3 separate regions of the Mus musculus genome follow, and all the other regions are linked to region 1. Evidence: chromatin loops called from intact Hi-C (ENCODE). Cell type or tissue: heart. All regions are shown on one strand. Region 1 holds the start of Zc2hc1c (zinc finger, C2HC-type containing 1C). Region 2 holds the start of Eif2b2 (eukaryotic translation initiation factor 2B, subunit 2 beta). Region 3 overlaps Rps6kl1 (ribosomal protein S6 kinase-like 1).

What was found. Peaks named below come from ENCODE experiments on the same cell type or tissue, not always from the same donor. Only the 100,000 strongest peaks of a DNase experiment are listed, where the experiment ranks them.
Region 2: a loop joins it to region 1, with 1.9 times the contacts of the local background. A loop is called at or near these places in 10 of 42 quality-filtered maps.
Region 3: a loop joins it to region 1, with 6 times the contacts of the local background. A loop is called at or near these places in 15 of 42 quality-filtered maps.

What each region holds. Positions count from the first base shown.
Region 1 is chr12:85,282,173-85,290,172 of GRCm38, reverse strand. Zc2hc1c (zinc finger, C2HC-type containing 1C) reads right to left here and starts at 1,582. Exons shown (of 3, transcript NM_172414.4): 1 at 1,388-1,582; 2 at 1-621. The coding sequence starts at 602. It also overlaps a transcript of Acyp1 not described here. In heart, a CTCF peak has its summit at 3,035 (motif pointing right); DNase peaks (open chromatin) are centred at 402, 1,542 and 1,892; H3K4me3 peaks cover 2,076 bases; H3K27ac peaks cover 1,152 bases; H3K27me3 peaks cover 378 bases.
Region 2 is chr12:85,214,714-85,222,713 of GRCm38, reverse strand. Eif2b2 (eukaryotic translation initiation factor 2B, subunit 2 beta) reads right to left here and starts at 3,233. Exons shown (of 8, transcript NM_145445.4): 1 at 2,990-3,233; 2 at 2,772-2,892; 3 at 2,469-2,617; 4 at 1,074-1,237. The coding sequence starts at 3,152. In heart, no CTCF peak of the experiment used is centred here; DNase peaks (open chromatin) are centred at 2,653, 3,333 and 4,858; H3K4me3 peaks cover 2,306 bases; H3K27ac peaks cover 2,054 bases.
Region 3 is chr12:85,140,761-85,148,760 of GRCm38, reverse strand. Rps6kl1 (ribosomal protein S6 kinase-like 1) reads left to right here. Exons shown (of 11, transcript NM_146244.4): 3 at 891-1,015; 4 at 1,806-1,898; 5 at 7,885-7,932. Among named protein-coding and RNA genes, the nearest start is that of Rps6kl1, 6.5 kb to the left of the region's middle. In heart, CTCF peaks have their summits at 4,281 (motif pointing left) and 5,790 (motif pointing left); DNase peaks (open chromatin) are centred at 1,680, 2,250, 2,890, 5,770 and 1 weaker place; H3K27ac peaks cover 683 bases; H3K27me3 peaks cover 1,731 bases.

The DNA of each region.
Region 1 (8,000 bases):
AGCTCCGCCACGACCTTCTCTGCCTGCACAGAGGCAAGAAGAGATGAATTCACCCAGCTCCTTAAACCAAAGCTGTTGTCTGAAAACTCACTTGAGTCAGGGAGTCTTGGGTAGCCATTCTGGTCCCCGTCTGCGCCCGCATCACTTGTACTATGTGACTTCCGGTGGACCATGGGTTTCAGTGGGTAAGCCCGATCCACTCCCACTCGTTTCCTCCTAAAGGGAATGAAGTCCTGGTCATTTGCTTTGGGATACCGGGGTGTCGGACTAGACAAGTAAAACAGACCCTTTCCTTGGCCCTGGGCATTGTTCCCTGAGCCTTGCTGCCTGATTCCTGCACTGTGGGGACAGGAGTGCCTCCGGGCTTTTGTGCAGACGTTCCTTTTGGGGCGGGTGGAGACCTCGTCCTCCTGCTCCATTTCTGTGTTGCTCCAAAGCTTCGACTGGAAACTATTCCTCAAATGTCCCATCGAGGGCCGCTGGGAAGAGTCACTTTGTTCGTAAGGGTCGTGCTTAGCTGAGTGGAGTCCAGGAGCTTCTGTTTTATTATGTGGGAACATAACGCCCACAGGCAGATGTGGAGCCAACTGGAGACCAGCCATTCAGTGCCTGGACCGAAGCCTAGGGGAGATTTAAAGCAGATACATGTGAAGAATTTGTCTGAGGTTCACTCCCGGCTGCTAGAGTAAACTGTTTGTCCATTTGCCCTACCCACATTCCCTTTAAACGTTTCTCGGGACTGTGGTGTTGGCTCTGCCAGGACATTCTTTCAATAAGCATTTAGGGAGTGATGGTTATGTGCCAGGCCAGACATTGCTAAGCCCCGAGGACCAAAGAATGGACGTGACACAGGTGTTCTGCCACTGACTTTCCTCCAGGCCTGTAGATGACCTGCTCTACACCATTTATGGAATGGGTGGGAAAAGCTTTAGATAGAAGGTCGTCCGTGACACAAAACAGGCAACCTGCTCTTACCAGCCCCGGGTTCTTGTAAATTGCAGAGGCCGCTCTGAGTCCAGTCCCACGGTTTTACGGGGTGAGAACAGTGGCCTGGCGACAGGGCCTGGCCCAAAGCACTCCCTGGACTTTCCCCTTGCTACAAACTACAAAGAGCACGAGCCACCCGGGCCTGAAGCAGGTGCCCGGCTGTCAAGCCCTCATGCAAAGATGCTCTATGGCTCAAACCGCACCAGGCTTGTAAAGAGAGTGTGTTGGGAGAGGGGGTGACAGACACCTGAGCGCCCCAGCCCGCTTTGGATCCGGAACTCCAGAGTCATGTTCTGTCCCAGAGGGTCAAACGGGAGTCCTTACTGGGACCCGGCCTCTAGGGATAAACTCTCACTCTCCAACCCCTCGGGAGGTCTCAGTATCTCCCCTTTCGGCGTACCTGAGGCGCTCGGGGGCCGCTCCAGCTCAGGGAAAATCCCCAAGACCTAGTTTTCCACACCTGACTAAACCCAACCGCCGTCCACGCAGGCGCTCTCTGTCCACCTCTGTTATCCCGTTGCCTGGAGACCAGAGCACCGCCTCTGGTTGAGAACTTTTAGCTCCAGATGTGCGCAGGCGCAGTCCACAAGCAATCCGAAAGCCGCCGGGGCAGATTGGGTTGGAGGGACGGAGGGAGGTGGTGGAGGGAGTGCGGGGAGGTGGGGAGGGAGGTGGGGAGGGAGGTGGGGAGGGGAGGAGGGAAGGGAGGTGGAGTACGGGTGCAGTCGGGTCACTTGTCGAGGTGCAGCCAACTCCGCAGCTCAGATCAGCGTTTCCCTTGGGGAGGGGTTGGAGAGGTTTTTCTGGGGCTACATCAAAGAAGAACTTGGATTTCTCCGAGAATGAAGCTCCCAGACCTTAGGGTGTGCCCTTGTCTGGAGAAGGGTGGAGCCCCTAGATGGGCTGCGGAATCATCCCGCCCCAGGATTCGGGAGTCTGTCCAGCTAGCGGGAGTGGGACTGCTGATCACCCTTCTGAGTGCGCTCGGCTACTGCGCTCAGGCCCCAGGTAGGGCTATGTAAGAGCTCCAGGCTACATGCTCCGGGCTGTCTTCCCTCGCAATGCTTTGGCGCTTGCTATTATATTAGCTTTACTATTATTTCACTACGTGTTATAGTCCCAGGGTAGTTTCTATGGCCAATCTAATCATTTTGCTATTATAACGTTTCACTCTCACGTGACCGTTACTACTTAGGGCCCAGGAATGACTCAGCCAAAAGTAACAATAATAAAGTTAACAACCAGATCAACAGTAATGAACATAACTTGATTTCAACATTAAATGGTCCTCTGTAACTTTTTGACAACAGAAGAGAGTTTATTTGTCTTCTTCGTGCTTCAGTTCATTTGGATAAGCTGTTTTGGAACAGATAGCTCCGTTTTTCTTGTAACTACACAGAAGATTCGAGCACGTGGGAAATAAAGTAGACAGCAGTCTCGTTAATACAACAGATCAGATGTCAGCTTTTATGCGCTACAAAAAAAAATTCCTTGGTGGACTCTCTAGGGCAGATTGTCAGTCATTCTTTTCATTCCCAGTTGGCTCTTCGGCCTTCTCCACATTGCAGAGGTTTCCCACGGACTAGGACCCTGCCTCAGTCAGCTTCTATGGGTTTTCCCATACATCTTTTCTAACTCGTTTCCATACTCTCCCCCTGAATCTCTAGTGTTCAAGTATACATAACTTCCTTGTGCAAGAAAAGTTCCCCTTCCCATCCCTGGGTCTGTCTCTCTCTGTGTTAGGATCCCACTGGAGTCTCTTCTGTTTTGTTTTGTTTGCTGTTTGTTTTGAGACAGGCTCCCTATTTAGTCTATGGTTAGCACTAGTTAGTCCTCCTGCCTACTTAATCCTCTTGTCTCAGATTCTCCCAGGCTGGGTATAGGCATATAGGCCTTTCCTCCCTCCCCCCCCCCCCCGCCCCCACGCACACGCACACAAGAAAGAGAGAGGAAGAGAGAGAGAGAGAGAGAGGAAGAGAGAAACTCCGAGGTCTATGTGAATATATGCCTTGTGTGTGCAGTGCCTGGGAAGGCCAGAAGATGGCAATGGAACCCCTAGACCTGAAGTCATGACAATTGAGAGCTACCTAACAGGACACCTCAAGTTCTTTTTCTTTCTCTCCTTCTCCGTCTCCTCTCCCTCCTCCCCCTCTCCCTCCCCCTCCTTTATTTTGCTTTGGTTGGCTTCTTTGTTTGTGTTTGTTTTGTGGTTGGTCTGGAGCTCTCTACATACTCCAGGCTAGCCTTGAACTCAAAGAAATTCTCTTGCCTCTGCCTTCAAAGAGCTGGAGTTAGAGATGTGCAGCATGTCCAACACACCTCAGCTGATTGCAAACTCTACACACTTACACAGCTTTTCCTTATCTTTCCTCTTTGTTCTGGCCCCTGTGGTCTGGCTCTCTCTCTCTCTCTCTCTCTCTCTCTCTCTCTCTCACTACGCAGCTAATAGAGTCCTTCTCGGGCAAGCTTCTATTTCTGGAGCCTGTTCACTCAGCAATATTGATCATCCACTCCCTCAAGACTCAGTTCTCACTACTCCTGTGTCCTCTTGGTTTCTTTTTCTCAGTCCTGTTCCATCTATTTAAGGTTTCTGGCATTTATATCTTCTGGCATTTATGCAATAAGTATATTGGAATATACTTAACTCCCTTACTGGCCTTCTAAGTTTAGATATTCCCCTGAGTGCTCCTATTTTTGATGTATATGCAGTTCTGCAGTTCTAAGTAATCTCTTCCTTATGATTTTTATTAGATCTGAAATTTGGGGGCTCACTCTTGTCTAAAATATGCCCTGCTTAGCAATAGTGTCTCTCCAACTATCCGCCTGGCACCTCCTCATGACAGTTCCTTAGGAGCCCTAGATTCAGTGTGATAGACATTGATCATCTCCCCATTCTCTGTCTGCTGTTTTCCTGGTTCATGCCCGCTCACCCTCAAAGCTGCTTCCTTTGCCATCTCTTCCAAACGACCTACAAATGCTATTGAGTCTACATCTGCCAGTTTTCTCATAATAAGTGGCATCCTCTCTTGTTCTGCCTGTGTTAATCGTTGGAGTGGCTTTACCCCCCTCACCATCAGCATCTGCTCCCTAATTCTTGCTGTTGTTCAGATGTTGATTCTAAACCTTCTTTCTCAGCTTCGTTGATTAGCAGGACCGAGGCTTATCAATCAGTGTTAGAACGACAGTGGGGGTCTAGAGAGATGGCTCAGTGGTTAAGAGCACTGACTGCTCTTCCAGGAGTTCTGAGTTCAATTCCCAGCAACCACATGGTGCCTCACAACCATCTGTAATGGGATCCCATGCCCTCTTCTGGTGTGTCTGAAGACAGTGACAATGTATTCAAATACATAAAAAATAAATCAGTGGTAAGATGTATACTTAGAATGCACAAGGGTCTAGATTCCATTACCAAGCAGTAACAACAACACACACACACTACATACACACACACACACACACGCACACACACACACACACACACACCACACACAGGGTGGGGGGGGGGGAGAGGAGCAGGTGAGGGAGAGAGAGATCACAAATAAAAAAGTATAGATAGTACTTTGGCAACACATATACTAGAACAGAATTGATACTGAGATCAGCATAGCTGCTGTTCAAGAATAAAACACAAGTTTTCAAAGTGTGTCTTTTAAAACTTGTATATATTGGGGCTGCGGAACTAGCTCATGTTGTGCAAACATGAAGACCTGAATCAGTCATCACAATCCACATTTTAAAAAGCCCAATTTGAAGCTGGGCGTGGTGGCGCATGCCTTTAATCCCAGCACTCGGGAGGTAGAGGCAGGCGGATTTCTGAGTTCAAGGCCAGCCTGGTCTGCAAAGTGAGTTCCAGGACAGCTAGGGCTATACAGAGAAACCCTGTATCAAAAAAAAAGCCCAGTTTGGTGGGATTTTTACAGATTTCTAATCCTACTTCTGATAGTGAAGGATGGGTGACTCACTCCCTGGGTTCCCTGGGCAGTCGGCCTAGCCTACTCAGCAAGTTCCAGGACAGTGAGTGAGCCTGTAGGAAGGAAAAAATGGGTTGTACCTGGAGAATGACACTCCAGGTTGCCCTCTGGCCTCCATGTGTGTCCACATACATACGTGAACAAGAAGATACACAAAATCACATACGCATATGTATGTATATATCATATGAAGTGTGAATATATATGTCAGTGTGAAGTGTGATGTTTTGATACAAGTATACATTGTCAAATGATTAAGTTGAGCTAACTGTTGTAGTTAATATTAATTGGGGTTTCTATCCCACCTTTGATTCAATTCCCAAATAAAAGACACAAAACATTTATATTTATAATTAACCTTAAAAAACACTAGAGCTGGGCAGATATCAACCCTCAAAGTTATTTTGTCTATTTCCCCATCAATAACCCTGAGTTATAACTTGTCCTGTTCCTCCTGCGCCATTCTTACTTCAACTAGCCGGTCCTCATGGCCATGCACTCAAGATTCACCCACCCCATTGTGTCTTCTTCTCTCTTCACCTTTCTCCTCCTCCTGCTCTCCTCCTTCAGACCTCAAGCCTGGCAACTGAAGCTCCGCCTACCTCTCTTCTGCCCAGCTATAAGCTGAAGGCATCTGTATTCAACCAATCGTTTTAAATTAAGTCCGAGGTTACACAGCATCACTTGGCGACCGTGAGGATCTCTTCCTCCCTGGGGGCCATCAGGCCTCGGGGGCCACTATTTAAGCATTATAAGACATGACAACAGATCAACCCTGGACAGCTAGCTACTAAATCCTCTTCCCTACTGACTTCTTGAGGAACTGCGATTCATCACTTCCCCATTTTCTATTTCCCACATTAGGTGGAGGATATCGCTACAGTTCTGCCACCCCTTAATAAATGGGGTCAACCTCAGCAGGTCTCAGTCATAGTTGTGAGCGGGAATCTGGATTGTAGTTCATTCCAAATATAGTCAAGTTGACAACCAGGAATAGCCACTACAATCCACCCCTTGTCAACTTGACACAAATAATATCTCATGTTCACATGAAACAATAACAAGGTTGTGAATATACCTAACATGATATAACTATCCCTCGTACAATCGCAAACGCATTTGTAAATTTACAATGGGCATTCATATTACTTTATAATCCTCGTTTCTGCAACTGGTTACGTGGCCTTAATTGGTATTTATAACTACCTTCCTCTACTACCCATTCTGTATTTCTTCTCCTTCAGCCAGCACCTCAGCAGGTCTTGGCTCTTTTCCTGGAGGATTGACCCATACCTTCATTCCTGATGGGTCTGTGTCCTTTGTCATCCTGCTTGGATTAGGCTGTTGTAGTTTCCCATTGACTTTAATCACAGGACATGGTAGTACTAAGAGACGCCCTAAGGGATCTCCTACACTCCAGACATAATCTTGCTTACCACCATTGTGAAGAGGTAATCCAATTTCCCCATGGTAATCTGGATCTATCACCCCTCCTAACACTGTTATTCCTTTTTTAGCCTGTTGGTTTAAGGGCATAAGAAGCCCAAAATGACCAGGGGGAAGTCTGAGCTTCCAGTTCAATGGAATGTTTGTTGTAGCTCCTGGTAGGAGCACTCCCCCCTCTGGAGCCAAAACTTCTAAGCCAGCAGAACCTAGAGTTATGGGGACAGGAAGCAAAAATTTTCCTAGAGGGTCACTAGGAGTGATAGTAAGTGGAACTATTCCCTTTTCCACCCCTTGATTCCTGGACCCATGAATCCTGGCTATGGGTGAAACTGTACCATATATCGAGCGCTGATCCAAAGCATATACTGCCTTCTGAAGAACTCTACCCCAGCCTTCGAAGCTGTTACCACCTAATTGGCGTTGTAACTGCGTCTTCAAAAGGCCATTCCATCTTTCTATCAGCCCAGCTGCTTCAGGATGATGGGGAATGTGGTAAGACCAGTGAATTCCATGATCGTGGGCCCTCTGTCGTACTTCTCTGGCTGTGAAATGAGTTCCTTGGTCAGAAGCAATACTGTGTGGAATACCATGACGATAGATAAGGTATTCTGTCAGTCCGTTAATGTTGGTTTTAGCAGAGGCATTACGTGCAGGAAAGGCAAATCCATAACCAGAATAAGTATCTACTCCAGTAAGAACAAAACGTTGTCCTTTCCATGAAGGAAGTGGTCCAATGTAGTCAACCTGCCACCAGGTTGCTGGCTGGTCACCTCGAGGAATGGTGCCATATCTGGGGCTCAGTGTCGGTTTCTGCTGTTGGCAGATCTGGCAATCAGCAGCAGCTGTAGCCAGGTCAGCTTTGGTGAGTGGAAGCCCGTGTTGCTGAGCCCAAGCATAACCTCCATCTCGACCACCATGGCCACTTTGTTCATGTGCCCATTGAGCAATGACAGGGATGGCTGGAGAGAGAGGCTGACTGTCCACAGAACGGGTCATCTTATCCACTTGATTATTGAACTCCTCCTCGGCTGAAGTCACCTTTTGGTGAGCATTTACATGGGACACAAATATCTTCACATCCTTTGCCCATTTGGAGAGATCTATCCACATACTTCTTCCCCAGATGTCTTTCTCACCAATTTTCCAGTTGTGATCTTTCCAAGTCCCTGACCATCCAGCCAATCCATTGGCTACAGCTCATGAGTCAGTGAATTTTCGATAATCAACTGTCATTATATTGTCTCCAGCAGAAGGTGTAGCCCAGATTAAAGGTGTGTTCTGCCACACCTTTAATCCCAGATGAAAAGGCGTAGCCCAGATTAAAGGTGTGTTCCTTAAACTCGGAGATTCAATCTTCTGGAATCCATAGCCACTATGGCTTAAGATCTCCAAACCAAGATCCAGATAAGGATCTCCAAGCCTCAAGATAAGGGTCACTGGTGAGCCTTCCAATTCCGGATTGTAGTTCATTCCAAATATTGTCAAGTTGACAACCAGGAATAGCCACTACAATCCACCCCTTGTCAACTTGACACAAATAACATCTCATGTTCACATGAAACAATAACAAGGTTGTGAATACACCTAACATGATAT
Region 2 (8,000 bases), 67 kb after region 1:
GGACAGAATTACACAGTGACAAGAGCTGACAAATGGACTGGATCTAAGACTCTGATATCTGGTTTCCAGGATAACCCATCTCTCTGTGGTCCACAGTCTGGCAAGCCATAGGGATGCTAATAAATGTGACTTCAGGGAAGCTACAAGACTGGAAATACAACTGCTTACACAACGCAAGCACAGCTGGCAAGACAGCTTCCGCCTCGTCATTTTACAACGTTCTTTATGTTTCTTGAGACCTGTTATTTACTTAAGGACTGAGGGAGGTCAAATCAAATACCAGTCATCCCCAAGATACTACGCCCTACTGACCCTGGAAAGAACCAAGACTTCATTTCCTAGGACCTGTAATTTACACAGCTTTCTTAAACTACTATTTAAATGTATCTACAGCAACTTGAAAATCCTTACCAATATTCTGTTTGGGGGTGTTTTGGTTTGTGTGTGTGTCTTCTGTTTGTTTAGAGGCAGGTTCTCACAACTGAGCCCTTGCTTGCCTAGAATTCATTATGTAGACCAAACCAAGTTGTCACACTCACAGAGATCTACCTGCCTCTGCCTCCCCAGTGCGAGACTAAAGGCCTGTGCTGACCGCGGGCCTGACTTCTTCCTTTCTTGCTTTCCTCCTCTTTTCTTTCTTTCTTTCTCTTTCTCTCTTTCTTTCTTTCTTTCTTTCTTTCTTTCTTTCTTTCTTTCTTTCCTTCCTTCCTTCCCTCTCTCCTTCCTTCCTTCTTTTTCTCTCTCTCCCTCTCCCTCCCTCTCCCTCTCTCTCTCTCTCTCTTTCTTGATACAGGGTCTTTCTATAGCCCTGGCTGTTCCTAGAACTCATTATGTAGACCAGGCTGGCTTAGAACTCACAGAGACCCATCTGCCTCTGCCTCTGCCTCTGCCTCTGCCTCTGCCTCTGCCTCTGCCTCCCCAGGGCTGTGATTAGAAGTGTGGGCTGCCACATCCGGTAGGACTTACTTTCTTAATGACTCCAGGCTGAGCTAATTGATTCACAGTCGGCTCAGGCTCATCCCTCCTTTATTCCCCCTTCACCCCTTCTCAGCAACTCCAAGCGCCCCTCTTACCTGGCAGAAAGGAGCGCACTCTGCAACAATAACGTGGAACTTCCTCTTCCGGGCCGCCTCTTTAAGGAAGGCCTCAACTGTCCTAGAGTAGCCAATGGTCATGATCACCTCGTTGGAGTGGATGTGCTCCAGAGCCTGGGCGGCAATGTTCTCCATTGTGCCTTCTGCAAGAACAGGTTTGCAAGGGGACGTGAAAATGGCATGCTAACCCCAGACAGGCAGGGCAAAGGCTCACAGGGGAAGCTGCCCTTAGACACTGCCAGCCTGGCATCACAGGCTTAGCAGGCTCAGAGTGCAACAGTCCAAGCTCTTAAAAGCATCACTCTGGGGTCCTGGGCCTGCACTCCTCAGCCAATCTGGGAAATCCTGAAGTGCTAACCAAAAACAGATCTTCCCCTGATAGAACTATTCATCCAAAAGGTGGCCACAACACCTCCATGGGCAGTGGGCATACCAAAGAAATACAGAAACCCCACAGCAGCTTGAGAGTGGCTGTCTGGAGTACAGGTGGCACCTAGTTTGTTTGTAAATTGTCTAACTTATTTTCAGTGCATGAATGTCTTGCCTGCATGTATATCTGTTTGCCTCATGTGTGCCTGGTCCCTGTGGAGGTAAGAGGAGGACATCGGGTCCTCTGGAACAGGACTTACAGGTGGCTATGAGCCACAGTGTAGATGCTGGGAACTAAACCTGGGGACTTTACAAGAGCAGCTTAATCGCTGAGCCGTCCATCTCTCCATCCCCAGTACCCAGTGTTAAATCTCTGAAGAACAGACTGTAACAAAAATCTGCAAGTGAGGATGGAGGCGGTATGTATATAAATACCTCAAAGGGGTGGGCATGATGGCTTAGTGGGTAAATGTGCTTGATGGGCAAACCTGGAAACCTGCCCTCCATCCCTGGAACCCACATAAAGGGGGATGCGCAAATTCTACAAAGTTGCCCTGTGACCCACACACACACACACACATACACACACCACTAATAGTAAACATTTTTTGAAGTCAAGATGAAGTTTAGTGAAAAAGAAACTTCCAAATGCGGCTTTGGGGAACTCGTTTTCTGTTTTTTGCAGCACTGGGAATGAAACCCAGAGCCTCAAGTAAGGCACTCTTCCACTGAGCTACATCCCCAGCAAGTTCATTTGCTATAAAATAAAATAAAATAAAATAACTTCCCCTAAAAGAAATCTCTCGCTTAATATACTGTTAAAGAGCAGGTCTGTCTTGAAAGATGCAGTTACTATAAGCTTGGTGTTTTCCATCCACTCCTACCAAATGGGTGTTCAAACCAGAAGACTGGTGATCTCGCCTATCCCTGTCAATGCACAATTTCTAGGGGACTGTTTCACTTGCCTGCGACCTAACTTGTCCACTTAGTGATCAGATCTCTTACCCAGTTCCACCAGCAGCTCATTAATCGCCTCAATGATGTTGGCCTTAAGTGGGGCAAAATGGAAGCTGAAATCCTCGCTCAGGCCTCCGGATGTCAAGAGTTTGTGCAGGGACTCCTGCTGATCGCTCTCGTCACTGCGCCCGTGCAGTCTATGGAGGCAACAAGACCCAAAGAGTGATCACTGGGGCAACGGGAGCAGCTCAGCCACAACAGAGGCTTCAAGCTGATAGGTGGCACGGTTTAACAACCAAAAGCCAGCACCCCTTGGTCCCACCAGGAGCCCACCCAAGCTGTGAGTTTGACCTGCCATACTCCTCCCGGATGATCTTGAGGACTCTCCGCACCATATTTCCCACGGTGGTCTCGGAGGGCTGCGCAGCCGTCATCCTCCTGCCCTCTCTGCGGATCAAATCCATAAGGTCCCCTGAAACCCAAGAGAGACCGAGTGAACGGGGCAGGCGCGCGGTGAAAGTGAATATCAGCTTCAGGAATAGAACAAGAACGAGGATGAGTTGCCGCACCCGCGTTGTTCCAGTGGTGGTCCGTGATAAGCCGGCGCAGCAGCCCCAGGGTCTCCCGAGCCATGTCCTCCGAGCTGCGCTGCCCGCCACCTCGCTTCAGAGTCTCCACGAAGCCTTCGATCCTCTCGGACAACTCCGAGCCCTTCGCCGCGGCACCCGGCATTTCCAACACCGTCCCGGGACTCACTTACAGAAGCCTCAATTGCCAAAGCACTGTTTCACTTCCGGGCCGAGAGAGGTCAACTTCCGCTCGGTGAAACATAATTGAGTTCGTGGAGTTGTAAGCCCGCCCCTCCCTCTGCTGAGGCCAATCAGAAACGTGTTAGGGCGGAGCTGGGCGCACCGCCGGGAAGTGACGGCTGGAAGGGTCCCCTTGGGAGTCTGCGCGCCGAGCCGGGAGGCCCGGAGGACGCTGGCCAGTCTGGTTGCTATGGGAACAGCGAGCGGCTCTCCCGCCCTGCGACCAGCAGAAGTGGCTTTCCTCCTTCCTGGCTCCATCGCTGCCTGATGCTTGGCAGACGCCTCCATGAGTGCGAGTCCAGGGCTCGAGACGCCCAGAAAAGTGCTGCTGCAACGCGGGTTGAACATGTTCACCTTTTCCAATGGGTTCCATTCCCCACCGACTTTATCTTTCTTTTCCCCGCTCGGTGCAAGGAATTGAACGTAGGATCTCACAGGTGCTAGGCAAGTGGTACCACCATTCCTATTCCTAGCTCTTACGTTGTTGTTTGCTTTTTTATATCCTCGGCCTCGAAAGCCCTAAGGAATGTCACTAATGAAAGAGATTCAAAGTAGAAGCTAGCCGGGCTGTGGTGGCGCACGCCTTTGATCCCAGCACTTGGGAGGCAGAGGCAGGTGGATTTCTAAGTTTGAGGCCAGACTGGTCTACGAAGTTAGTTCCAGGACAGCCAGGGCTATTCAGAGAAACCCTGTCTCGAAATAACAAACAAACAAAGTAGAAGCTAATAGGACACCAAGAATGCTGTCCTGCAATTTGGAGGCCGGCGAGTACATGCAATGTAATAAGTCCTTCCATTGACCCGACACTTACTAGGTATTGAGTGCTGTAAGTTCTTACTGTCATACAGCTACATGAGGTAGGTTCTCCTCCCCCGGCTTTACAAACTGAGAAAGAGATTCACGGTATTGAAGCAGTTAGGGAGGTAAAAAGGCTGTGCTTATCCTGGGTCCCCTGAACCCAAACGGAATTAGAATCTCTTATTTATTTAAGATAAACGTCTTGGGCTGGCGAGATGGCTCAGCCATTAAAGGCTAGGCTCACAACCAAAAATATAAGATAAATGTCTCAAAAGTGAATCTTCCAGACTTTTAAGACTTTCCTTACAGCTGATAAATTGTCTTCAGAGGGATTAGATCGGTATCAAAATCATATAAAGATAGTACAGGAAAACTGTACCTGTCATTAGCAAAACAAAAAGAAAAACCTAATAAATTACTAGAAAAATAGAATGCAGCAGTACATTAAAAAGTAAATATTTGCAATCTCTAAATAGCATATTGTTTAATTTGCTGGGGTCTGGCTCACCTGTATCTTTGCTTTCAGGGCCGACTCTACTGTGTTGCCCAGGCAACGTGCAGGGCCAGCTCTCCCAAGTGCTACAGCCAGTGGGGCAGGGCTAGCTCTCCCCAACTCATGACTCTAGGATCAGCTCTCCTGACTACTGCAGGTGGCAAGGCAGAAGGGAGAGGGCATCACACCAGTACCTGTACCATCTCACCCCAGAAAGGTCAAAGAGGCCAGCTCTCCCACACTCTGTCCTCTCAAGACAGCTCACCTGGGTCCCCTCCACCAGGGCTGTGCTGCCCAGATGAAGTACAGTGCCCACCTGCCCAGGTGCTCTAGTGGACAAGGGACAGGGCTAGCTCACCCACTCTCATGACCTCAAGGCCAGTTCTCCAGACTTCCTGGGGGGGGGGGCATCACCCAGGCACTCACACCACCTCTGGCAGAGGTTGGCAGGGGCCAGCTCTCTCTTGCTCTCACCCTAGGGACTGGCTGACCCAAAAACCCCTCAACCAGGGCCAACCCTACTGTAATGTTCAGGTGAGGTGCAGACCCAGTTCCCCTCACTCTGATGACCCTAGGGTCAGCTTTCCTGACTGCCTCAGGTGGCTAGGGGTGAGTGGGCAAGGCCATCTACCCCCTGCCCAGATCACCTCACAGCAGAGGAGTGGTGGGGCCATCTATCAATGTTGTACATGCTTACCAACACATGGTATCACCAAACATCTTTATAGAAAGTAGGCATAAAAAGATCCTTCAGGATTGTTTTAATTTGCATTTTCCTGCTTGCCAGTGATGCTTGTGTTTTCCCACATTTATCGACCTTCATTTTACTCATGATTATAGCTTGCATATGGTTGAAGTGTGTTCCTCAAAAGTTCAAATGCTAAGGGTTTGGTCTTTTAGTGTGATAATATTGGGAAGTGGTGAGCCCTGGGAGGAGTGTAGCGTCTGGAGGATGACACCCAGAGGCTTCCACGTGCTACCACTTGCAAGTGAACACATCAGCTTTCCCGTGCCCATGAACACATCGGCTTCCCCGTGCCCATGAGCACATCGCCTTCCCTGTGCCCTTGAACACATCAGCTTTCCCGTGCACATGAGCACATCGGCTTCCATGTGCCCTTGAACACATCAGCTTTCCCGTGCCCATGAACACATCGGCTTCCCCGTGCCCATGAGCACATCGGCTTCCCCGTGCCCTTGAACACATCAGCTTTCCCGTGCCCATGAACACATCGGCTTCCCCGTGCCCATGAGCACATCGGCTTCCACGTGCACATGAACACATCAGCTTTCCCGTGCCCATGAACACATCGGCTTCCCTGTGCCCATGAGCATATCGGCTTCCCCGTGCCCATGAGCACATCGGCTCCCACGTGCACATGAGCACATCGGCTCCCACGTGCACATGAGCACATCGGCTCCCACGTGCACATGAGCACATCGGCTCCCACGTGCACATGAGCACATCGGCTCCCACGTGCACATGAGCACATCGGCTCCCACGTGCACATGAGCACATCGGCTTCCCCGTGCACATGAGCACACCCACATCCATCCACTCAGAGAAAGCACTGACTGGGGAGGAATGTTGACTGCATTGCCTTTTTAAATTTATTTTTAAAATCCTGTGTATGGGTGTTTTGTCTGTGTCTGTAGAGCAGGCTGAGTCCCTGTGACACATGTGTAGCACTTCTAGTTTAAGAAAGGGAATGTTGGAGCCCGATGCCCTCGACAGGTGGGTGCTGGGAGTCAAACCCAATGCTCTGAAAGAGCTGCCATGTTCTTTATTGGAGACACAGCTACACATCTGTCCCAGTGACTCATCATGCTATCTGTACCTTTTAAAAAATATATTTTGTAACTTTAAAAATGTTTACTCTATCTTCCTTATAAGAGAACTTAAAAACTGGTGTCAGAGCGAAAGCCTTCCCTTGAGCCTGGAGGAAACCCAAGTGCCGGGACCTGCATACAAGTAGATTTAAGTGTTGTGGGGCTGGAGAGATGGCTCAGTGGTTAAGAGCACTGACTGCTCTTGCAAAGGTCCTGAGTTCAATTCTCAGCAACCACATGGTGGCTCACAACCATCTGTAATGAGATCTGACGCCCTCTTCTGGAGTCTGAAGACAGCTACAGTGTACTTACATATAATAAATAAATTTAAAAAGAAGTGTTGTGGACTGGAGAGAGAGCTCGGTGGGTTAAAGCACACGTTGCTGTTTTGCAGACCCCAGGTTCAATTCTCAGAACCCACACTGTGGCACACAGCTACCTGAAGCCCTAGATAAACGGAGACATATACCATGATCATGGATAGGAAACTTTAGTACTTTAAATATATCTAGTTTCCCATGTGTAGTCTCGTCAAAACTCCAATGGAGGCAAAAAATAAAATAAAATAAAAATAAATCAGAAGTTGTTTCTAAGAAATACAGGGGAGAGAAAGGGGCCAAAACTAGTCATGATACTCTAAGAGACTAGATGTAGGCAAGAAGTTCTTCCCTACTAGAGAACAAGACTTTTAGAACAATGTAAGGCAATGTTTAGGAAAATGGCCTTTTAGTTTAGGATGGATGTGGTACTGAGACAGAACAGGTCTCCAAACCGATACACATGTTCTAAAGACTTGCAGCCAACAGTAGCATCTTAGAAATCACCGCGGAAAAGAATGGCCAATGAAAAGGGAGTTGCTTTTCATGAACATCTTTCATCCCCTACAAGAAATAATTCCAATTTATCTATCCAGACAATTTCCTTAAATGTTTAGAAGATGCTAGGGGCCTAGCTCAGTGGAGAAATGTACACAAAACCCCAGTGTGACCCCTCACATCATAAACTATAAACAGAAATAAAATATTCAGAGGAAAATACAGGAGACTGTGTTTTCAATTTTGGATTAGGGAAGGCTTTCTTAAGTCATAGAGGAAGCTGAGGCCTACATGGGGTTAGTAACTTGGTCAGTGTTATACATCATAATTAACTCCAGCTGTCAGTGTGACACAACCTGGAGTCTCCCGGGAAGAAGAAACCTCAGCTACGAAATTGCTTAGATTATTAGATCGGCCTGTGGCCACATTTTCCTGGAACTGGCTCTGTAGAGGACATTGGCCTTGGACTCACAGAGATCCACCTGTCTCTGCCTCCCGAGTCCCAGGACTAAAGGCGTGCTTGAGCCCACCTAGATTCAATTCTTGATTAATCTGATGTAAGAGAGCCCAGCCCACTCAGGGCAGTGCCATCCATGAGCAAGTAGACATATGGTATAAGAAAGGAGCTGAACAACCCAGAGGAAGCCATCCAATGAGCAGCAGTCCTCCATGGTGCCTGCCTCAGCTTCTGCTTCATAGCTTGCTGTATGTCTTTGGTTTAGTTTGGTTTGGGTTTTGACACTGTGGAGCCCTGACTGGCATGGAACTCACGATGTGTTCCAGGCTGGCCTCGAACTCACAGAGACCCACCTCTCACTGCCTCCTGGGTGCTGGG
Region 3 (8,000 bases), 140 kb after region 1:
ATCAGCTCCTGTGGCTTACATACTTGGCCTGCTGCACCTGCCTGGCCACGGAGCTGGGCTGTGCAGTGGCCCTCTGGAAATTGCACTCCAGGGGTGGGGGGAGGTGGGGCTGACTGACAGGTGGATATGAAATTATAATCCTGGGTGGGAAGAACAAAGAGGGGCAGGCAAAGGGAGAAAAGAGGAGAACTGGGGTCAGAGGGACCTAGCAAGGGACATCCAGATGTGAATGCTGACATATATGTGTCCAGTAAAGGCCTAGCAGTGTTCCACAGAGAGGGAGGGAGGAAGGGAGGCCCAGGCTTGTGGGCAAGAGGGAAGCGCTGATGGGGCAGAAGGAGGCATTTCCATGCTAACTCTCAGACTCAAGGGCCTGTGGCAGGCAGGCTATGATGACTAGAGTCACCAGACTCACTGTAGAGGGGACCCTGCCATGCCTGAGCTTCAGGAGTGCCCAAAGCATTCCTTATTCCGTCTAATCTGGTCTCCACCCAGGCCTTTTTCATAATGGGAGGCAGAGATAGAGGCAGCATTGTCCTCTGGAAGCGTCTCTCTCCTCTTCTGAAGGAAAGAGACATAAAAATCTCCACCTTGATCCTTCCCAGGATGTGAGAACAGTCAGTGAGGTGGTGGGTACCGCTGTAAAGAACAGGTGGCTGAGGGCCATGGTGGTTCCCCGTTTCCTCATGCATCTCTCATCTCAGCCCCTGATCTCACACACAGAGCTGGGGGGATGAACCAGCTAAAGCTGTCTGAGAAGTAGGAGCCATGGGCGGTGGTGACAGGCAGACGTAGTTGACGGAGTTGGCATCTCAGCCACCAGTAAGCCCAGGATAGAGGGTGGAGCACAGTCCTGGTGACCACAGATGGCGACCCCTGGTTCCCCACAGTTGACCCCAACAAGGAGAGGCGTGAAGCTGTGAAGCTGAAAATTACCAAGTACCTACGGAGGGCAGAGGAGATCTTCAACTGCCACCTGCAGCGGACCCTGGGCAGTGGAGCCAGTCCCAACACGGTGAGGAGAACCTCCCTGAGGAAGAGAAGGAGGACTCTGGGGAGAGACAGCCCCTCCCCCATACAACCCTCACTCCCCTCCTGCCCCAAGGAGGAGTGGGCAGCAGAGGATGTGAGTCTGAGTGTGAAGCAAGGTTGCCCACCCTCTGTCTCCCACACCCTCATGCCTCATTCGGCCTCACAGAGAACCTGGCATACGTGACTTAAACACCCACCCCAGTTTGTGTGTGACTCCATGTCCTTTTCACAGGAGTACGCAGATTCTGTTTCTGCTGAGTGGGAAAAACGCAGGTATTTGTAATGTATACACACACACACACACACACACACACTTTTGCATCTAACGCTCCTCCTGTCGCTTTCCTAACCCAGTGGCCAACTGCACTCTCCATGCCACGCCCCTCCTAGGCCCACTGTGTCCTGTAGCTTGCCTTTCAAAAGAGTAGGTTGTCTGCATTTTGAGGCTGAGACCCACGAATGCACGCACGCACACACACACACGTGTTCCTACCACACACCCTGAGAGCATCTGCCTCCCACAGACAAGACTCTTGAGAAGGAGATTCCAAAGCCCCTAGAAGCAGTCCTAATAAGGCTGGGTAGGGGCTGAGCAAAAAGCCAGCCGGGGTGCTTTGAACCCGTGCACCCCCAAACTTGGAACCAAGGGGCTTCTTTACTCAGTCTGACCCTGTGAGGCAGGGTCTGCCTGGACCCCAAGTCCTAGCCACTGTGGCCCCCACTACTCTCCCGACATCCAGAAACCCTGTACATCTTGTCTCTCTCCTCCACAGGGCTTCAGCAGCTTGAGGCTCCGGCCCATCCGCACACTGAGCTCTGCTCTGGAGCAGCTGAAGGGATGCAGGGTCGTTGGCATCATCAAGAAGGTGAGCAAGCTCTGGGGTGCGGGGAGGGAAGCAGACATGTACAGTTAGGGGTGGCGGAGGATGGGGAGGTAGGATAGAATGGAAGGCGTCTATAGTGCTGCCTGCATCGGAAGAGAGAGCAGCCCGGTCCAGTGGTTCCTCTTCTCTCCCAAAATACACCTGTCAGGTTCTACAGAGGAATAGGAGAATGAGAAGAAGCAGACAGCGGCCCGGCCCTCTCAGACAGAAAGCTCCCAGAGCCTGTGGGAGGAGCTAAGCCCAGGGAACCGTCCAGCACTTGCTGCTCTGCCCATTTCCCACAACCCTCCTCCTTCCACTCAATCTGCCCGCCAGAGCTGCAGCGCCCCCCCCCCCCCCCAGTCTCCCTCCCGACACACACAGCTGAGCACTTCCTGTACTGAAAGGTCCTTCTCTCCAGCCTGACCCGTGGACATATGCATTTCTTTGAGATGGCGTGGATCGTCCAGGGCCTGGGCAGCTCCGCCCTTTCTCCTCTGGTAGTCCTGCCATCGTGCACCTTTTCCCTTTCCCTTGATCCAGAGTAGACAAGAAGATAGAAGACAGCATCCCAACCCCTCTTAAAGTGGAGAAATCTGAGGCACAAAGAGGTCATATAAGAGTTGAGCCTTTATTAGATTGCCCTCTGCCTCTAGCCCAGGGCTCCCTAGTCAGTTCTAAGAGCCATCCGGTCGTAGATATTGGGACCCCATGCCCAGCCTGTGGAGACAGACTTTCTAGGGTTGAAACCGAGAGTGTGTAGTTTGAAGCACTGGGCATTTTAATGGGTCTGGGAGCCCATGGAGAAAAAGGGACCAGTGTATGCCTCTCAGCCATATAGGCGGGCAAGCATGCTCTGGGTTTGGCCAGTGAACCGTGGACACTGAGAACTGGTCTCCTCCCCCCAGAGTGGTGATTTGAGAAGGAAATGAAACAGTTTTTGGGAAAGGCCTGGCACATGCTAAGACACTTGATGCATGGTTGATGGCTCGGAGTGCAAGCGACAGGAGCAGGGAGGGCTGAGTTCCCATCGCTAGGCCTCACTCCAGCTGCTTCTCCAGGGTCCCTGGAACAGGCGCCAGGCTCAGGGAAGGTCCAGCCAGCTTCCCATCTGCTACAGTCCCCCCACCCCCACCCCGCACTGAACTGCACAGTGGCCAAGCACAGCTGCTCTCATAGACAGACTGACTGACACCATATCTCTGAGTGAGATGCCAGATTTGAAGAGAGGCGCGCTCTGAGCTAAATACGTTTGGAGAAACACTCAATGAAAGTTTCCACCCCTGGTACTTTAACTTTAGACAGTCTCAGAGCTTTTGGGGACATGCATATATAGGAGGAGTCCCCAAGGGGAAATCTGTGACAAAACTCTCTGATTTGTTCAACCCAAGGACATGCACATTTGCAAGGCATAGAAACCTCCATGCCCTGAGGCCTGCACTGGGGGATGGGGTGGGGGAGGCGGGGGGGGGGGCATTAAGATGTTTAGGTAGTTGCTTTTCACCCTCTCTCAGATTCTCCCAGTTCCCTCCTGGGGTCTTGCTTCCTCCTCTAGGTTTATGTCCCAGCCAGGGACAGAAATTTCCCCAAATCAGGTGTTAGGGCCATCAGTCCCACTCCACAGCTCTGCCCAGACAGATCCAGGCAGCAGAGCTGTGTTAGTGCCTGTGAGTGGCCACCCTCAGGCCCAGGAAGGGAGCTTGCTCAGGACAATCCTGGGCCCCAGAAAGGTGCTGGCTGTGGGGCCCACAGGGCTGCAGAAGTGCAGGGACGGAGGTGGCAGGGAGCAGAGAAGTGGGCACGTGAGGGACCAGGCAGACAGTCAGGACACCTGGGGGCTTTTGTCAGGGATTGTCCCCAAAGTCCACATGTCAAGCTTCTCCTGGAAAACAAAACTCAGATCTTGAGATGTGGGGCTCACATTCCCATGTAACTCTAGGGAGGCAAGGAGAAGCTGCCCACTTCAGCTGGAGCACTGGGCTTGCCCACGCTCCGTTCCAACTCTGCTCAACTCTATCTTTCCCTCTAAGCCTTTAGGAGCCTGTTTGACCCTGGCAGGGTATGGTAGATACCTTTAATCCCAGCACTCTGGAGGCAGAAGCAGGCAGATCTCTGTGAGTTCGAGGCCAGCCTGGTCTATATAATGACTACTAGGTCAGTCAGGGCTTATAATAGAGAGACTCAAACATCTTTGAAGTTTTGGGGCTTGCCTGCTTCAAGAGAGGTTCCACCCAGGATTTAGATTTCCTACTTAAAAATAGGCCTAATCAGGGGCTAGAGAGATGGCTCAGAGGTTAAGAGCATTGGCTACTCTTCCAGAGGTCCTGAGTTCAATTCCCAGCAACCACATAGTGGCTCACAGCCATCTGTAATGAGATCTGGTGCCCTCTTCTGGCTTGCAGGCATACATGCAGGCAATGCACTTATAATTAATTAATTAAAAAAGGAAACCAGGAGCCGGGCAGTGGTGGCACATGCCTTTAATCCCAGCACTTGGGAGGCAGAGGCAGGTGGATTTCTGAGTTCGAGGCCAGCCTGGTCTACAAAGTGAGTTCCAGGACAGCCAGAGCTGCACAGAGAAACCCTGTCTGGAAAGAGAGAGAGAGAGAGAAAGAGAGAGAGAGAGAGAGAGAAAGAAGAGAAGAGAAGAGAAGAGAAGAGAAGAGAAGAGAAGAGAAGAGAAGAGAAGAGAAAAGAAAAGAAAAGAAAGTTTGTTAGGGATAAATTGTAAAAAAAAAAAAAAAGGAAAAAGGCAAAGGCCTAATCCAGAGCTGGAGAGATTGCTCAGTGGTTAAGAGCACTGACTGCTCTTCCAGAGGTCCTGAGTTCAATTCCCAGCAACCACGTGGTGGCTCATAGCCATCTGTAATGGGATCTGATGAAATAATAAAATGTTAAAAAACAAACAAACAGTGGCCACAATTGCCTTCCACCTTCCCAATTATAAGGCTGTGCTCCCATTTGTGGATTAATTAAAACCTAGTTTTCTGTGTCTCCGTTGATGGGCTCCACCACCACTGGGGTCGACGGCTTCCCCAGTGCACAAGGCAGGGAAAGCTGTGCTTGGCAGTGCTGTGTTTTCATAATTGCCCGCACTTTTTAGACAGCATCTCATGTAACCCAGGATGACCTCACACTTGCCACGTAGCCAAGAATGACCTTGAACTCCTGATTTTCTTGCCTTCATCCCTGAGTCTGAGGTGACAGGTGCGTATCACTGTTCCCAGTTGATGCTGAGGAGCAAACCCAGGGTTTCATGCGTGCTATGCAAGCACTCTCCCGAGCAACCTACATCTCCAGCCCCTTAACAATGATCAGAGAGAGAGAACAACTAAGATCCAGGGAGTCAGGTGTTGGCTCTTCTGTCCTCTGGGCCACTTATCAGAGGGAGAGGATGTGTGTGCTTGCCTGCTTGGTTGTATCAATGGGAAAATGTTCGCTCTGCTGGAAGTATTCTGTGAGAGTGGAGAGTGTATAACCAAAAAGGAAAAAGGAAAAGAAATCAATTCACTGCCCCACCTAACTTCAGAGTAGTCGTTGTTAATGTTTTGGTCTAATTCCTTCCAAAAGAAAGTAGGGCAGAGTATGTTTTGAATACACAGGTTTTTGACACCATGGGTCCTTACTTAATTTCTGGCTCCGATCCTTGACTGAGTTTTCAGACTGTAAATCAGAGGACTTGGCCAAGGAGGTGGTAGCGGGGAATACCACTTGGGGAAGGATGGTGGGGAACTAACTGGGGGGCAATACTTATGGGAATCTTTTCCTAAATGAACCCAGTGTTTTCTGCCTCTGTCTTCAAACATTGCACAAGTTTGGTCAGGGAGCCAAGGCCACCCTGAGTTAGGTGAGTTAGCCATTAGAGGGCGACCTCTTGTGGTCAAAAGGGATACTGCTGCTCTGGTGTAGGTGCCCTGGTATAGGAAGGAGGGGTGGGGCGAGCCTAGCCCCTGCTTTTGCTTTCCTGATTATGGAGAAAATAAGGCCCAGCCTGGCAGGCACTTTCACCCCTCTCTACGGTCAGACTGTCTGTATTCAAATTCTGATGCTACAGCCTTTTAGCAGTAGGCTTGAAAGTGAGTGGTTTCACGTTTCAGAACCTCAATTTCACCAGGAAAGCTGGTAGGAGAACACGGTGAAGTGAGCCGTTCGAAGCCCTTAGCACTGAATGAGCAGTGTCTGTTTCTGCTACAATGACATTGGTAATTACCAGGGCTGAGGAGGATTTGACACTTGGAGTCTTTGCTTTTACCAACAAGCACAATGACGTCAGAAAGCACGAACTGCTGAGACCCCCATTTTTAGGCAGCTTAGGGAAAAGGCTCAGTTGGCAAAGAACTTCCCATGCAAACATGAAGACCTGAGTTTGATTCCCAGCAACTACGTACAAAGCTAGACATAGTAGGGTGCATGTCTGTAACTCCAATCCTGAGGCGGTAGGCAGGAGCTTGTTGGCCAGCCAACCTAGCCAGAGAGGTGAGTTCCAAGTTCAGCGAGAGACTGCCTCAAAAAGTAAGATGGAGAGTGGCTTAGGAAGAAGACACCAGCATCCTCAAGCCTGGTCTCTACACACACGCACGCAAGCACGCACGCACGCACGCACACCCATGCGCGCGTGCACACACACATGCACACACACACACACACGCGCGCGCGCACACACATGCACACCCATGCATGCGCACACACACACACACGCACGCACGCACACCCATGCGCGCGTGCACACACACATGCACACACACACGCGCGCGCACACATGCACACCCATGCGTGCGTGCACACGCACACACACACGCATGCACGCACACCCATGCGCGCGCACACACACATGCACACACACACACACGCACGCACGCACGCACGCACGCAAGCACAACTCAGAAACAAGCACAAGGTTCAGAGAAGGTGCGTGACTTGGCAAGCATGTAATATCATCATGGCTTCATTAAGGACTCTCCTATTTACAGCCTAACAAACCAGCGATATAGCAAAGCTGGACATTTCTAATCCCTCTTTGGTAGTTAAAAAAGTCAGCTTATTTGCCCAAGCTCGGGAACCAGGGCCCTGAGCTGGGGGGATATAAGTCAGTAACAGAGCTCTAGCCTGGTGAGCAGGAGGCCCAGTACCATTAAAAAAGACTGCAGGGCTCTTCCCCCTACTCCATTCCTAGGCTTTGTTTTTCACCACTGTCTAGCAATGTGGACCCAGCTCCCCACTTACCGAAGCCACCCCGAGAAGGAGACGGCTACTGTCAAAGGACAGGTGACTGGTGTGCACAACTGCACCCACTTTATTTCAAAAGAAGTGTAGCAAAGAAGAGAAATTCCTGGAGTGTGTGGAGCCTGCTGAAGGCAGCCGTCCTGATCTGGAACCACATTCTCAGACGCCTCAGGCTCTTAACGCATTTGGGGGTTTTGTTTTTCTGGTTTTTGTTTTGTTTTGTTCTGTTTTGAGAAAAGGGCTCACTGTGCACTTGGCTGGCCTTGAACTCAACAAGGTCCGCCTGCCTCTGCCTCTCTCAATCACTGCTGGGATTAAAGGCATGCACACCTAGCTTCATTTGTGCACAAAAGAATTGACTGACTCAGTGCCACCTTCAATCCCTGCTGGGATGATGACCTCTGGCGAAAGCCTGCAGTTGAAGTGTTGATTTTGGTTGTCCTTCTAGGCCACACAGGGTCTAGCTAGTGTAGGCAGGTTGGGGGGCGGGGAGATGTTCTCATGAGAGTTATGGCAAACCCAACAGCGGGTACTTAGACCTCTTGCCAGCCTAGGTGGAGTATCCATTCCATCCTCCCTCGCACTACACAGACCTGTGGGGTAGACCCACAGAGCGGGAGCCCAGAGAGCACGAGACATAGGTAGGAGTTGCAGATGCTGGAGGAAGAGGCACCAGGGCTTAGATGTTTGGGAATAGTCAGGGCCTCGGGCCATGGAACGCCCGGGAACTAACACAGCTTGACCGGTGCCTCCTGGACTTTGGCAGGTGCAGGTGGTTCAGGACCCGGCAACTGGAGGAACCTTCATCGTGAAGGCAGGTGCTGCCCGGCTGCTGGCGTGCAGCGTTTCTTTTGGAACTTTCTCAGAGCTCTTGAGACCCCT